Regions from separate parts of the Mus musculus genome. Here region 2 is linked to region 1. A link is a contact called in ENCODE POLR2A ChIA-PET data. All regions are on one chromosome and are shown on one strand. Each heading gives the region's core, a stretch centred on a gene start or an enhancer-like site at or near the end of the contact. The rest is flanking DNA. Distances are from core to core; before and after follow the strand shown.

What was found. ChIA-PET counts read pairs that join two places held with the same protein, here RNA polymerase II (POLR2A).
Region 2: POLR2A ChIA-PET joins it to region 1 with 10 read pairs in embryonic stem cell. The contact joins the promoter of D730003I15Rik here to the promoter of Flvcr1 in region 1. POLR2A ChIA-PET finds 5 or more read pairs at or near these places in 3 of 5 experiments (Patski and embryonic stem cell).

Annotation. Positions count from the first base shown.
Region 1 is chr1:191,022,150-191,029,022 of GRCm38, reverse strand. Flvcr1 (feline leukemia virus subgroup C cellular receptor 1) reads left to right here and starts at 2,833. Exons shown (of 10, transcript NM_001081259.1): 1 at 2,833-3,646. The coding sequence starts at 2,930. It overlaps A230020J21Rik (RIKEN cDNA A230020J21 gene), which reads right to left and starts at 3,672. Exons shown (of 2, transcript NR_027298.1): 1 at 2,454-3,672.
Region 2 is chr1:191,223,163-191,229,906 of GRCm38, reverse strand. D730003I15Rik (RIKEN cDNA D730003I15 gene) reads right to left here and starts at 5,453. Exons shown (of 2, transcript NR_151547.1): 1 at 5,365-5,453; 2 at 4,220-4,698.

The sequences.
Region 1 (6,873 bases), core at 1,584-4,083:
CGAGAAAGCATACCACGTACCAAGCATTGTTCAATCCTTTAATCATTACAGTAGTCCCAGAAAGGATCCTGACATCCTATTACAACACAGCTATGTTAAGTGCTCAAGGTCACACAGCTAGTAAAAACTAAAGGTAGATTTTAGGTCCACATGGCCACTCATGGTGGTACATGCCTTTAATCCCTGCACTCAGAAGGCAGAAGTAGAAGGATCTCTGTGAGTTTGGGGCTAGCCTGATCCTTATGGGGAATTTCAGGATAGTCAGGGCTACGTAGAGGGACCCTGTCTGGGGGAAAATAAAACAAAATAAAAATACATAATATGGGGCTGGAGAGATGGCTCAGAGGTTAGGAGCACTGATTGCTCTTCCAGAGGTCCTGAGTTCAATTCCCAGCAACCACATGGTGGCTCACACCATCTGTAATGACATCCAATGCCCTCTTCTGGTGTCTCTGAAGAGAGTAACAGTGTACTCATATAAAATAAATAAATCTTTAAAAAATACATAATATAATATATACAACATATCACACACATATATATTTAATATGTCATGTATATATATATATATCACCCACATAGCCCCTCCTTAGTTATGATGTCCTTTTCCTCTCCCACAGACTCCCTAGGTAATAAATAGACTTTGTGTATGGTTACAGTGTTATAAACAGAACTCTGTCATGTGCAAGAAGGGCACATGAGAAGGAGAGCAAGAGTAACATAAACATCTGCAGGGAAAATCAGAGCTGATCGACCATTCCAGAAACCTCGGGAGTTGTTGTCAACCAACTCTTCTTGTTAACAAAAGAGAGGACAAATGCCCTTTAAGCACAAGGAGCCTAAACAAACAAGAACCCCTGATTCCATGCAGGGAAGAGGTTATCTGTCAGATCTGGTAAGAGATGATCTCCAATTCTCACCAGATTATAGGGAAATAATATCTACTATATTTTTCCAGTTTGGGACTTTTGAAAGGGAGTCAATTTGCAAGTAATCTAAATGACTGGGCAAGGACAGAAAGGTACCCAACATTCGACCCCTGGCTCCCCTTTCTGAACATTTGTGTTTTTAAAACAGTTTGGGCTGGAGATGTAGCTCAGGCGGCAGAGTGGCTCTCTGGTATGCAAGAAGTCTTGGGTTTGCCTTCAACACTGCCTAACACTGAACCTGATGGCACATGCCTGCAATCTCAGTACTTGGGAGGCTGAGGCAGGAGGAGCAGGAGTTCAAGGTTATTCTCTGCTCCATAGTGAGCTCCTTAGTTTAAGGCCAGTCTAGGTTATTTGAGATTCCATATGGAAAACAAAACAAAAATAAGTAAAAGAAAAACAAGTAAACAAAAGTCTCCAATGCAATCCTGTTTTGTTGGCCAGGCTGCCAGGTTCCCTTTAAATCTGTGGGCCTGGATGATTCTTCTGCCTTCGCCTCCAAATAACTGGGACTACAGGCGTGTGCTCAGCTTGAGCATGTTTGTTTGTTTATTTGTTTGTTTAGGAGCCTTCACAGGCTCCACAGTCCATGAGACCATTAACATCTCTGAATACTTAAGATAAATTTTGTTGAGCATTAAAAACACAATTCATATTTTTATAAATTCACAAAATAAACGTTTTGAGCGCAGATTAAGTCCATTGGGTTCCTCATTTAGTTTTTTTTTTTTTTTCAGAGACTCAATAATCTAATTCAGTTACTCAATAATCTAAAACAACCTCCAAAGGAACATCTACAAAGCCGTGCTGGGAAGAACTTACAGGGTTTCCCTTCTTTTCTTAACATAGTGTGTTTGTTGGGGAGGGCACCTGTGTGATGGTCAGAGAACAACTCTGCGGGTGCTGAAGAACTGAACTCAGGTTTGCCGGGTTGTCAGAAAGAGACGTTACCCCCTGAACAGTCTCGCTCTATACGAGCCTCACTTTTCCTAAAGAAATGAATTAATTTACAAAATACTTTGTGGAGCTATTCACAGCATGGGGAACTCCCCAGCGGCTGTATCACCATAGACAATGCCTTGTCCCTCTGCACCCTCAAACTGTTAATAGTTCTCCTATCTCCCCATGACTAAAGGTTTATGGGCTTGGTCTTCTGCAGGTCCCCTGCAGCCACTGTGAGCTCATTAGCGCCAGAGTCATTCCAACACTCAGGAAGCAGAGATAGGTGGATTTCCATGAATTCGGGTCAACCTGCCTACAGAGTCCCGGGTGACACCCTGTCTAAAAAGGAGGATCAGAGGGAGAGAGAGTGAGTAAATCTTAAGTCCTGGCACCCCGTGTTTGCACGCACAGCTTCCCAAAGGGTAGCAGGCTGACTTTGTCTAAGGCCCAGTAGGACCCTGATGCTTCCGGAGCTCTGCCCTCATCCGGTCCCGGGATGTGCAAGTACACGGTTAGCTTATGCACAGACTTTGGTTACTGGTGGGGTACAGGAGGCAGGCAGGGGCTGCACCTGTCCATTACCTCCTTCAGTCCTCTGCGTGGATGGAGCCGCTCAGCTCAATCAACGCAAAGGCCTGCTTCTGAGGAAGCCTCTTTCTTTGGGCGGACGGAAATGCTTTCTGGCGCTCTCCTTCCAAGATAACCTGAGGCTAAACGCTGCGGAGCGAGCGCAGAGAAAGGCCTGGCAGCTCCAGCAAACCACAGCGTAGAGAACGCCTGCCTTGGGCTCCTCTTACATCTTCACAAGCTTGACCCCGCCCCTCTTCTCGGCAACTCCCCGATTGGTTTTCTGGACTTCCGAAACGCTCAATGATTGGATGGAGGGTCGCACTACGCGATACGAGATGCCCTGGGGGCGGGGACTGCCGGCAAGAGCCAGGCGCGGTGAGCTCTGCTTCACTTAGTCAGCAAGCGGCGCAGGCGAGCGCGCTGAACCGGGTGGGACCTAGGAGCCGGCGAGGAGCACTAAGGGGCGGCGGGGCGGGGAGCCGGGAGGCATGGCGCGGCCCGATGACGAGGTGGGGCCGGCCGTGGCGCCCGGGCACCCGCTGGGGAAGGGATACCTTCCAGTGCCCAAGGGCGCCCCGGACGGGGAGGCGCGCTTGGTACCGCAAAACGGGCCTGAGGCGCTGAACGGAGGCCCCGGGCTCGGCCCGCTGATCGCGGGAGCCCAGGGCGGGCCGCAAGCCCTGATAGCGGCGGAGGAGGAGACCCAGGCCCGGCTGTTGCCCGCGGGCGACGGGGAGGACGTCCCATGCCCCGCGTGTCCCCCGCGCACAGCGCTGTCGCCGAGGCGCTTCGTGGTGCTGCTCATCTTCAGCCTTTACTCGCTGGTGAACGCCTTCCAGTGGATCCAGTACAGCAGCATCAGCAACGTGTTCGAGGACTTCTACGAGGTGTCGCCGCTGCACATCAACTGGCTGTCCATGGTGTACATGGTGGCCTACGTGCCCCTCATCTTCCCGGCCACCTGGCTGCTGGACACGCGAGGCCTGCGGCTCACGGCGCTGCTGGGCTCCGGCCTCAACTGCCTGGGAGCCTGGGTCAAGTGCGGCAGCGTGCAGCGGCACCTCTTCTGGGTCACCATGCTGGGGCAGATCCTGTGCTCCGTGGCCCAGGTCTTCATCCTGGGCTTGCCCTCCCCCGTCGCCTCGGTATGGTTTGGACCCAAGGAGGTGTCGACGGCTTGTGCCACAGCAGTGCTGGGCAATCAGGTAAAGACTGGAACGTCTAGATAACTGGGATCCTTTCAGGCTGGTAGGAAGTCATAGGCCGGGCTGGGGCAACGGTCTGTGGGTAAAGTGCATACTATAGAAGCGTGAAGACTGGGCTCCAGCACCACGAGAAAAGCCTGGCACGGTGGCTCCAGGGTGTATTCCCAGCCAGCACTGACAGGTGAGGAGGACAGCTCCTGAGAAAGGACACCGAGGTTGCCCTCTGGCCTACACACAGGCGCACACACGGGCACGCTTGGAAACTGGCGGTAAAAGAGATCTCAGGTGTTTTTGTCGCCACTGCAGAAGAAAGGTCTTGAGATCTGGAAAGTTTGTTTCCATGTTAAATGTCCTTGGAACAGCCCTGATTTAATTGTATTAGTATTAGTAGTCAGCCCAGCTTGGCACCTACTGGTCACGTATAAGTGAATGTTCAATAAATGCTCCGGTGATAAAGACTTGGCAGTATTACTGAGTCCAGCTATTAGTTCTTAACCGTGAGACAGTGGAAGGCAAATCACTGATCAAGAATGGTTAGTGGGATAAGTCAAGGCTTCCTTAAGAAATGATCTTGTTTTTTTCTACCATCATAAATTCAAATGCCACTAGAATAACAGAAATAATAGTAGGTAAAAGGTTTTTGTATGTGATTTATTTATTTAAAACGGTCTCTTCCACTGTGTAGGGCAGGCTGGTCTGGAAATCACAGTGTCCCCCTGGCTGGCCTCAAACTTGACAATCTTGCTTCAGGCTCCCAAACACCACCATGAGTCACCACAATATTATGTTTGCATTTGTTAATTTTAGGCTTGTTATTGTAACTTAAAATTTTGCTAGAGGGCACTTGTGACACCTGATGTTTTTGTCACCACTGTAAATGTCACATTTTAAAAGATGCTTAGTATTCATTCAGTTGAAGGAAATCTAGTTTAAAAAAAAAATCTATAATCCTTTCTATACATATATTGTTACCTGCCGCCATGTAACTAGAAAATGTTACTTTCTTACTTCAAGTCTCACTTGGGTCAAGATCATGGTTTAAAATACCCCAAGAGACTAAATATGTGTGCCTATTTTATTAGTTACTTTCTTTTTCTAAGTCACTTAATTGCTATGTATCAAAAACAATTTATTACTGATACATTGATTGGTTGTTTCTTTTTTTTTTTTTAAGATTTATTTATTATTATATGTAAGTACACTGTAGCTGTCTTCAGACACACCAGAAGAGGGAGTCAGATCTTGTTACGGATGGTTATGAGCCACCATGTGGTTGCTGGGATTTGAACTCTGGACCTTCGGAAGAGCAGTCGGGTGCTCTTACCCACTGAGCCATCTCACCAGCCCCCGGTTGTTTCTTTATGTTTAGATAGCAGATGTTTTTTAAAAGGTATTTTTTTGGTTCTGAATTGTTTTCGAGGTAAATGCTTCATTAAGCATAACAAAAATATCAACTCCATATTTATGAAGTATTAATTTTATGGATAATAAGTGGAAATATTTACTTATAGGTGGACTTCGCTCTTCTCAGCACATATCTGGAGCTTCCTATATTCACTTGAGGTAGTCTCACTCCTTTCTTGACCTCTATAACTGTACAGTTGTTCAATATCACCAAAACACATTTTCAGCTTCATTTATGGAATGATCATGCATAATAATATTCAGCAGCAGCACGCAGTCACTAAGCTTGTGATTTGTGTGCATGTATCATTTAACTTGGTATTATAAGTTTAGAAACTATTATTTTCTGCATTCAATAAATAGGAAAATTGAGACTTTAAGGAATGAAGTAATTTTCCCAAAGTAATAATAGATCTTGTTCATGTAAGTGTGTCTGGTTCCTGAATGGTGGCTTCTAACTTTCAGGTCTCTAGAAAGAACCTTTGAAAATACAGGCCCTTTAAGCTTGCCAGTGCTTCTCAAAATACTTAATGTGAAGTGTTTACTGTGAGTTACAAATCTTTCTAATGTGACTTCTTTGGTTTCTTAAACAATGCCAGACTTGCAATTGCACAAGGGCCTCTGCAGAAACATTGGTTCCCTTTGCTTACGATACTCTTCCTGTTCAGATTATGTAATTGCATACATACTACCACTAAGCTCTCTTCAGGTTCATTTTTAATGCAGAACAACTTTCTTGATTCCACGTAGAGTTCTCCAGCTCTTCCTTCCTTCCTTCCTTCCTTCCTTCCTTCCTTCCTTCCTTCCTTTCTTTTTTCTTTCTTTCTTTCTTTCTTTCTTTCTTTCTTTCTTTCTTTCTTTCTTTCTCTCTTGATTTATCTATCTATCTATCTATTTATTTATTTATTTATTTATTTATTTATTTATGTTTTTTGAGACAGGGTTTCTCTTTATCGCTCTGGCTGTCGTGGAGCTCACTTTGTAGACCAAGCTATCCTCGAACTCAGAAATCTGCCTGCCTCTGCCTCCCGAGTACTGGGATTAAAGGCGTGCGCCACCATGCCCGGCACAAGATTTATTTATTTTATGTGAGTACACTGTCGCTCTTTCAGACACCCCAGAAGAGGGCATCAGATTCCCATTACAGATGGTTGTGAGCCACCATGTGGTTGCTGGGACTTGAACTCAGGACCTCTGGAAGAGCAGTCGGTGCGGTTAGTGCTAAGCCATCTCCCACTGTTCCTTACAGCATCACTTTCATCTCTCCACGCAGCATCACGGTCTCACGCTTATTATTTACATATTTACAAATACACGCTTCTATGCTCATGACTGCTTAGTTTTCATTCCCTCTCCCCAGAGTTTTCCACATTCCTTTGTAATCACTCATCGACCTGCCTTCTCCTTCTTCTTGGAATCTCTTCACGTGTGTGCAAGTATTCAGGTATACATGTAGGACAGAGGTGGTTGCATGAGTGCACACTTGAAAGACGGAGGAGAATTTTGGATGCCTTCTCTCACTCTTCACCTTATTCTTTTGGGGATGGAGTCTCCCATAAACCTGGAACTCAGGTTTTTCACTAGGCTGTCAACCAGCAGGCTCTAGGGATCACGCTGTTCCCACCCCCAGTGCTGTAAGTACAGGGGTGCACAGGACCATGCCAAGCTTATTATGGGGTGCTGGGATTAGAACTCTGGTCCTTAAGCTTGAGTGGCAATAGCTCTTATCCACTGAGCCGTCTTGCCAGCCCCTAATTGCTTTCTGTATGGATTTGTCTGTGAGGAATGTTTTATATAGATGACATTGATTAATGTGTGACTTT
Region 2 (6,744 bases), core at 4,204-6,703, 200 kb before region 1:
TCTCTACCTAATTTCCTTGAAACAGCCTCTTACTGAACCTGGAGCTGGGCTGGGGTCAGGAAGCCCTAGCAATCCTGCCTACCCCAGTGGTGCTGATATTACAGACATGGCATGGTCACGCCCAACTTTCTACACCAGGTCCTCATGCTTGCATAGCAAGTTCTATTAAGTCATTGGCTCATCTCTCCAGCCCAGCACTGTACCCTTTGTCTTTACTTGGGCAAAGTTAGAGGGTGGCATTTCAAAGCCAATCTCTATAACTGAGTCCAGAACCTTAGCTCTGGAACCACCTCCCCCTCCCCAAACTTGGATGTTTATATCTTGGATTGGCCTTCCTGGTCCCTACTTCATGATAATGACACAGGTAAATGCCCACTCAAGTCTCATCAATAGATCTCTTTCTGGGTAGCATCACATCCCTACTAAGCCCAATGAGTAGTGTGGAGAGAAGGCAGGAATAAGCATTAACGGCTACTACTGCTAATCACCACCAGAAAACTTCAGCAAGGAAAACACACAAGCCGGGTGTGGTGTCACTGCCTGTAATCCCCACACATGCCAGGTGGAGGCTTGAGGATGGAGAATTTGAGGCTAGTCTAGACTACAGAATGAGACCCTAACTCAAAACCAATACTGAGGTGGAGGATATCTTCCAACAACAACTAAAATACAGATCTTTAGAATACAGTTTTTTTTTTAAAATATGAACTTGTGAATAATTTGTCTTATAATAGAAATGTTTTAAATACTAAATGTTTCACAAGCATAATGATGTTTACATTAAAAAAATATTGATACCAAAGGGGAAATGTAAATTTGTTTATTTACTATTTTTTTTTCCTTTTCTTTTTTCGGTTTTAGACAGGCTTTATGTGTTTAGTCCTGGCTGTCCTGAACTGACTATGTAGGCCAGGCTGGCCTTAACCCACAGATCCTCCTGATTTTGTCACCCAAGTGCTGGCATTACAGGCATAGCTACCACAGCCCAGCTGCTGCTCCTCTTTTGTTTTTTAAAGACAATTTCATGAATTCCAGGCTGGCTTCCACTTTGCTATGGAGCTAAAGGTTACCTTGCAAGTGCTGAGGTCATGGGTGTGCACTGCCATGCCTAGCTTATGTGGTCCTGGTGCTGGGTATAGGACCCTGGACTTCACACTTGCTAAACAAGCACGCTATCAACTAAGCTCCATCTCCAGCTCTTAATTTCTATAATTAAGTCAGTGATTAGTAGTATCATGATACAGATCATAACAACTCAATCTGTTATTTAAGGTATCAATGAAAGGCTAAAATTAATGGGGGTGGGGGTTACCCGTGCCTTAGAAAGACGTGTAAATAACTATGACTACCACACTGTCTTTTTCTCCTCGTGCCCCCCACCCCTTTTAATGTAGCCTGAGCTGGTGTTCAACTTGCTATGTAGTTGAAGATGACATTGAATTTCTAATCCTCCGGCTTCCACTTCCCAAGTAGTGGGATCACAGCTGTGTGTCACTAAGCCATTTTCATACTGCTTCATGAAATGTCTTTTACAATAACCTTTTACAGAGGCAAAATTACGTGTGTGTGTGTGTCCAGCAAGCCCCTGAGGTCTTGTCTCAACACTGTAGCTACAGGTATATACCAGCACACCCTGCAATTACATGCATTTTGGGGATCTGAACTCAGGTCCTCATGCCTACACAGCAAGCATTTTTATCTAACAAGCTATCCCCTAACCCCACAGAATTACTTTCAATTTACATTTCACAAAATTGGGGTTTTGAAAGCTAATTCCTCATAGTAATAAATGCCAAGCTGGGTGGGAGGCCTCTGGAATATGGCAGCTCAGTTGTACCATACCATGGAGCAGTGTGACATCCTCTCATTCTAACTTCACTGGCTAGTAAATGCGTATCTTTCCCTTCTCCTAGCTAGTGAGGGCAATGTTTTCCTATTTGCTCTTCTGGTTCACTATATAAAGAATTTGTAATATCTCCATCTTCTGTAATTTTACTGTCATTCCCTGGTTTGGGTTTTCTGTGGTTATCACTCTTTCTGTTCTGCTTCACTCCTCTATTGGCTTTGACCTATGTTCCACTTTTGGTATGTTTTCTTGTTTTGGTTCCTTATATAATCCATGCTTAGCATTAAAAAAGTATTACTCTGTGTGAGTGCACATGAAGGTTGGAGGGCAACCTGGAAGAGTTGGTTCTCTCCCACCACAGAAGGATCTGAGATTGAGCTGGTCGGTCATCATGTTTGCATGGCAAGCACCTTTAACTCACTGAGCCACTACCCCAGTCTCTTCCCATCCTCGTTAAAACACACATACACACACACATACACACAAACACACACATACCTACATACATACACACACACACACACACACACACACACACACACACACACAGAGCCCTCATGTAGCCCAGTCTATTCTCAAAATGGCTATGTAGCTGAGGATGACCCTGACCCCTGATCCTTCTGCCTCCACCTCCACATTACAAGTATGAGACATTTTTTCTGGCTAGGAATTTTCTGTTCCCATCTTTGTCACTAAAGACTATCTAGTTGTCCCATATTTCCAAGTATAAATAGCTGAAAAGCATTTCACTCTAGATTAGATTTCAAAACGAATTTTCTGCGCAGGCTTATAATTCTAACACTCTGGAGGTTGGGGCAAGAGGATCACTAGTTAAGAGGCCAGCCTGGGCTACCTAGGAAGACCTGACTAAAAATGGAGAAGTTATGCTCCAATATAAATGCTATAATGCACTTGAACATTTTATTGAAAAGGATTATAATGTGCCTACAACTGTTTTATAAAGGTGAGTGACAGAAGATGATTAAGATATGCTCTGGCTGAGTTGTTCCTCACTGATTATATTTTAGAGACTGCCTAATGTATGATTTGAGAACACAGAGTGAAACTTCTAAATAGAATCATTAGATTTTTTTTAAAGAAGAGAAACAGAAAAAAAAAATCCTATTAGATTTAAATAGGCCCTTACTTGACTAATGTGCTTTTCATTTTGTTGTTAGAGACGCTCCTACCTCTGCCTACCAAGTGCTGTGCATCTGAACTCTGTCATGAGGAACGTACATTCTCCATGGCTCAATGACCTGGCCATCAGAGCATAGCACATGGAAATAAGTACAGCACTGAGCAGCTGGGCACAGACCTGGTTTTGGTAGTAACTAGGCACATGATTACCAACAAGCTATCTGTCTCCTGAGTCTGTTTCCTTACTTGTACAGTGAATGGAAGGATTGGTGTCCTCTAAACTCCCTTGAATACCTTACAGTTTTGATGGAAACCACATTTAGCTCCTAAATGTAAAAGAGTTTCTCAACAATAAAACTGAGATAAATAATAAAATAATAAAAAGGCAGCTCAAGGTACAATTTAGTGTAGAATACAATGAAGCCCTTGGTTTAATTCTCAATAGCATGCATAAAAAATAGGATCAAGTTGGGGGGAGGGGAGTGGGGAGGAGGGTATGGGGGACTTTTGGGATAGCATTGGAAATGTAAATGAAGAAAATACCTAATTAAAAAAAAGAAAAAAAATAGGATCAAGAGCAGTGGTTCTCAACCTGGGAGTTAAGACCCCTTTGGGGGTTGAACTACCCTTCCAGGGGTTGCATATTAGATATCTTGCAAATCATATATTTACATCATGAATCATACCAGTAGCAAAATTAGTTATGAACGACCAACAAAAATAATTTTATGGTGGGGGTTACAACACCACAATCTGTATTAAAGGGTCACGACATTAGAAAGGTTGAAACACTGGTCAAGAGCCAGCTATTGCTATATAAAATGCCAATACTGGATTTTAATCTTCAAGTCTTTTCTAATATTTTTATTTTATGTACATTGTGTTTTGCCTGCATGTATGAGGGAGTTGGTCCCCTGGAACAGGGGTTACAGACAGCTGTGAGTTGCCATGTGGTCCTCTGGAAGAGCAGCCAGTGCTCTTAACTGCTAAGTCATCTTTCCAGCCCAACCTTCAGGTCCTTTAAACTGGTTAGAGGTGGATAATTACAGGGACTAAAGTTCTAAAATGTTTGCACATCCATGTTTGCATATGAACTCAGAAGGGTTGTATTTATTTTTGGAATGCAAACGAAAGAACACACCAGATTCTCTCATTCTTGTCACATTCTCCACGATTAACCTTTCTTTTAAAAAGTGGGGATAGGGGGTTGGAAAGAAGAAACTGAAGCACTCAACCATTAGAAACCACTTTTATCATTAAACACTTCAAGTTTCCCAATACCATAAAGGCCAGAGGCTATCATTTTACAGCTTATACAGAGACAACCCATGTGAAACCTGAGGCTCCCTCACTAACAGAATGCAGGTCACTGTGACATGGCAAACAACTCTGTGTGTCAAAAGAACAGCTCACTTTCTGATGACAGGGCTGCGGTGCCAATTTTACAAGGTGCCTGGCATTCATTTCTTCAACACTAAACTTTTATCTGGTTCCTGATCCCACACATTATGGCAAATCTCGAACACCAACCCTCTCTGGTCATCCTCATGTGAGATGGGAGAGAGGGTGGGGGTCAGTGCACCCCCTGTCTTCAAAGTTGAGCTGATGCAAGCAGATGTCTTCCTTTCCAATCTAACCACACATCCTTGACCCGGTTACTCTGGATGACAGACATGTCCTCCTCCACTCCTCACAGACATGCAGGAAACCATCTTGAGTTCAGCAGGGAAGATACAGAGATCGGAAGCCCCTTAGTAAGACCCCGGGCCAGGGTCTCCTCAGCTGGTCGCAGGGTCAGCCACCACGTTTACTCTCGCTCTTCACAAGTTTTCATTACAACCCAACACTACCTAAACTTGAACTCTGATAAGTTTCACCCACCAGGGGACTTTCTAGAACTTGCTTCGGTTGAAAGAGGTGTGGCCCACAGACCCAGATGCCACACCTCTCTGACTGACATCGCTCTGGACCTGCAGTGCAAGGGCTGTCCACACAGTCGGGCTCAGCTGCCCCGGGCTCTGCCGACTGACCCCACGGGTGCACCTACGTGACCCGGAGAGGACACCCCACACAACGCCTCACCTCAGATGAACCTGGCGACCCACTCCTGAGGGGTCCCGTGTCCGAGCTGTGGAGACCTTGTGCAGTCACTTCACGTGACCTGAAGACCCCGCTCACCAAGAGGACCAGGGCTTGCCGCCTCACCTCATGCAACCCCATCCTCGTCGCGAGGGGACCCTTACCCAAACCCATCACGACCCGCCTCACCTCACGTGACTCCGGCCCCCCAGTCCTGAGGGGAACCCCCACCTGAGCATGCCGCCTCACGGAGTCACGTGAGGACCCCACCCGAGCCCGTTGCGACCCCGCCGCCTCACCTCGCACGACCCTGACACCTCAGAGCTAAAATTAGACAGGCGGAGCGGCGCGCTCACGTGCGCGCGGCCCGGAAGGGCGGAGGCCCGACTGCGTGAGTCATCAGCCCCGCCCCTTCACGGAGAACGCTGTGACGTAAGCGCGCTGCCGAGAAGCCGGGATAGAAAGTTCGAGTTTCGCTGTCTTAAAGGGGCCGTAGCTCGCACTGCACCCGTTCGGTCACCTCAAACAAAAAGTATGCTGTCCAGGTCACAGAGCTGACCATCGTCAAGCTCTTAATCATTGCCATAGGGCTGGCTCCAGAATTTTCATTTTTTTCGTGCTAAAGTTTGGCTGACCTAGGGCCCAGCCCTGTGGAGCCTACCCATGAGTTTTCTGGAACTGGAGAGGCTGTGCTTAAGAGACCTGGGCTGGCCCATTAGGGCCAGAGCTGCCCGAGGCAGGCCTTGCTTCTCAGTCCTGAGCCATCCACTGTGGTCACGGTCATGCCAAGAACAGTTTCGGAGAGGTCGCACTGTGGGAAGGGAGCCCAGTGGGACAATGGCAGGTGGTCACAGTCCGTCTTCTGGCTACTCACGCCAGACACACGGGAAGTCCTCAGCGTGGACATTTAGAAGCTAACCATTCCTGTCCTTAGTCTCCATACCTGTGTGACCTGCCCTGTCTCCTGTCCATCATGCTTCTGTGATTTCGGTTTTGCTCCGATACGTGGAGTCTGTGGTCAAACATCTTTGTGCCCACCAGGAGATGGAGAAAGCCCAGGCAGCCCCAGGTGCCCAGGAAAAGACTGCAGGGCAGCCACTTCTTGGTGCAGGCACCTGCAGTGAGCTTTCTTACTTTCATTCAGGGGAGATCACCTGCCTGAGATCTTGTGGCCTGTGAGGAATAGAGGGTCTTAAGCAGTTCGCGTGCACAAGCACATGCACGCGCACACATACAAATTGATAAATCCGGAGGAATTCTAAGTCAGCACATCACAAAGACACCAATACACCCAAGTTTATTGCTGCACTATTCACAATAGCTAAATAAAGAACTAACCCAGATGGCAATCAACAGATACATGGTTAAAGAACATGCGTTCTATATGTATACATGTATGGGATTTTAAAAATTATTTATTTACATGTATGTGGGTGAGTATGGGAGCAAGTGCTACAGTGTATCTGTGGAGATCAGAGAGCAGGTTGGTTCGTTCCTTCCACCAGGTAGGTTGTAGGGAATGAACTCCGGGTCTGAGGATTATTGAAGTCTTTATCTGCTGAGCCATCTTCTGGCCCCAGCAATTGAATTTTGCTAGCAAAGAATGAAAATTGCTGTAGGAAAAATGGATGGAACTGGAAATCATTGTGTTAAGTGACCTAAGCCACACTTGGGGAAAG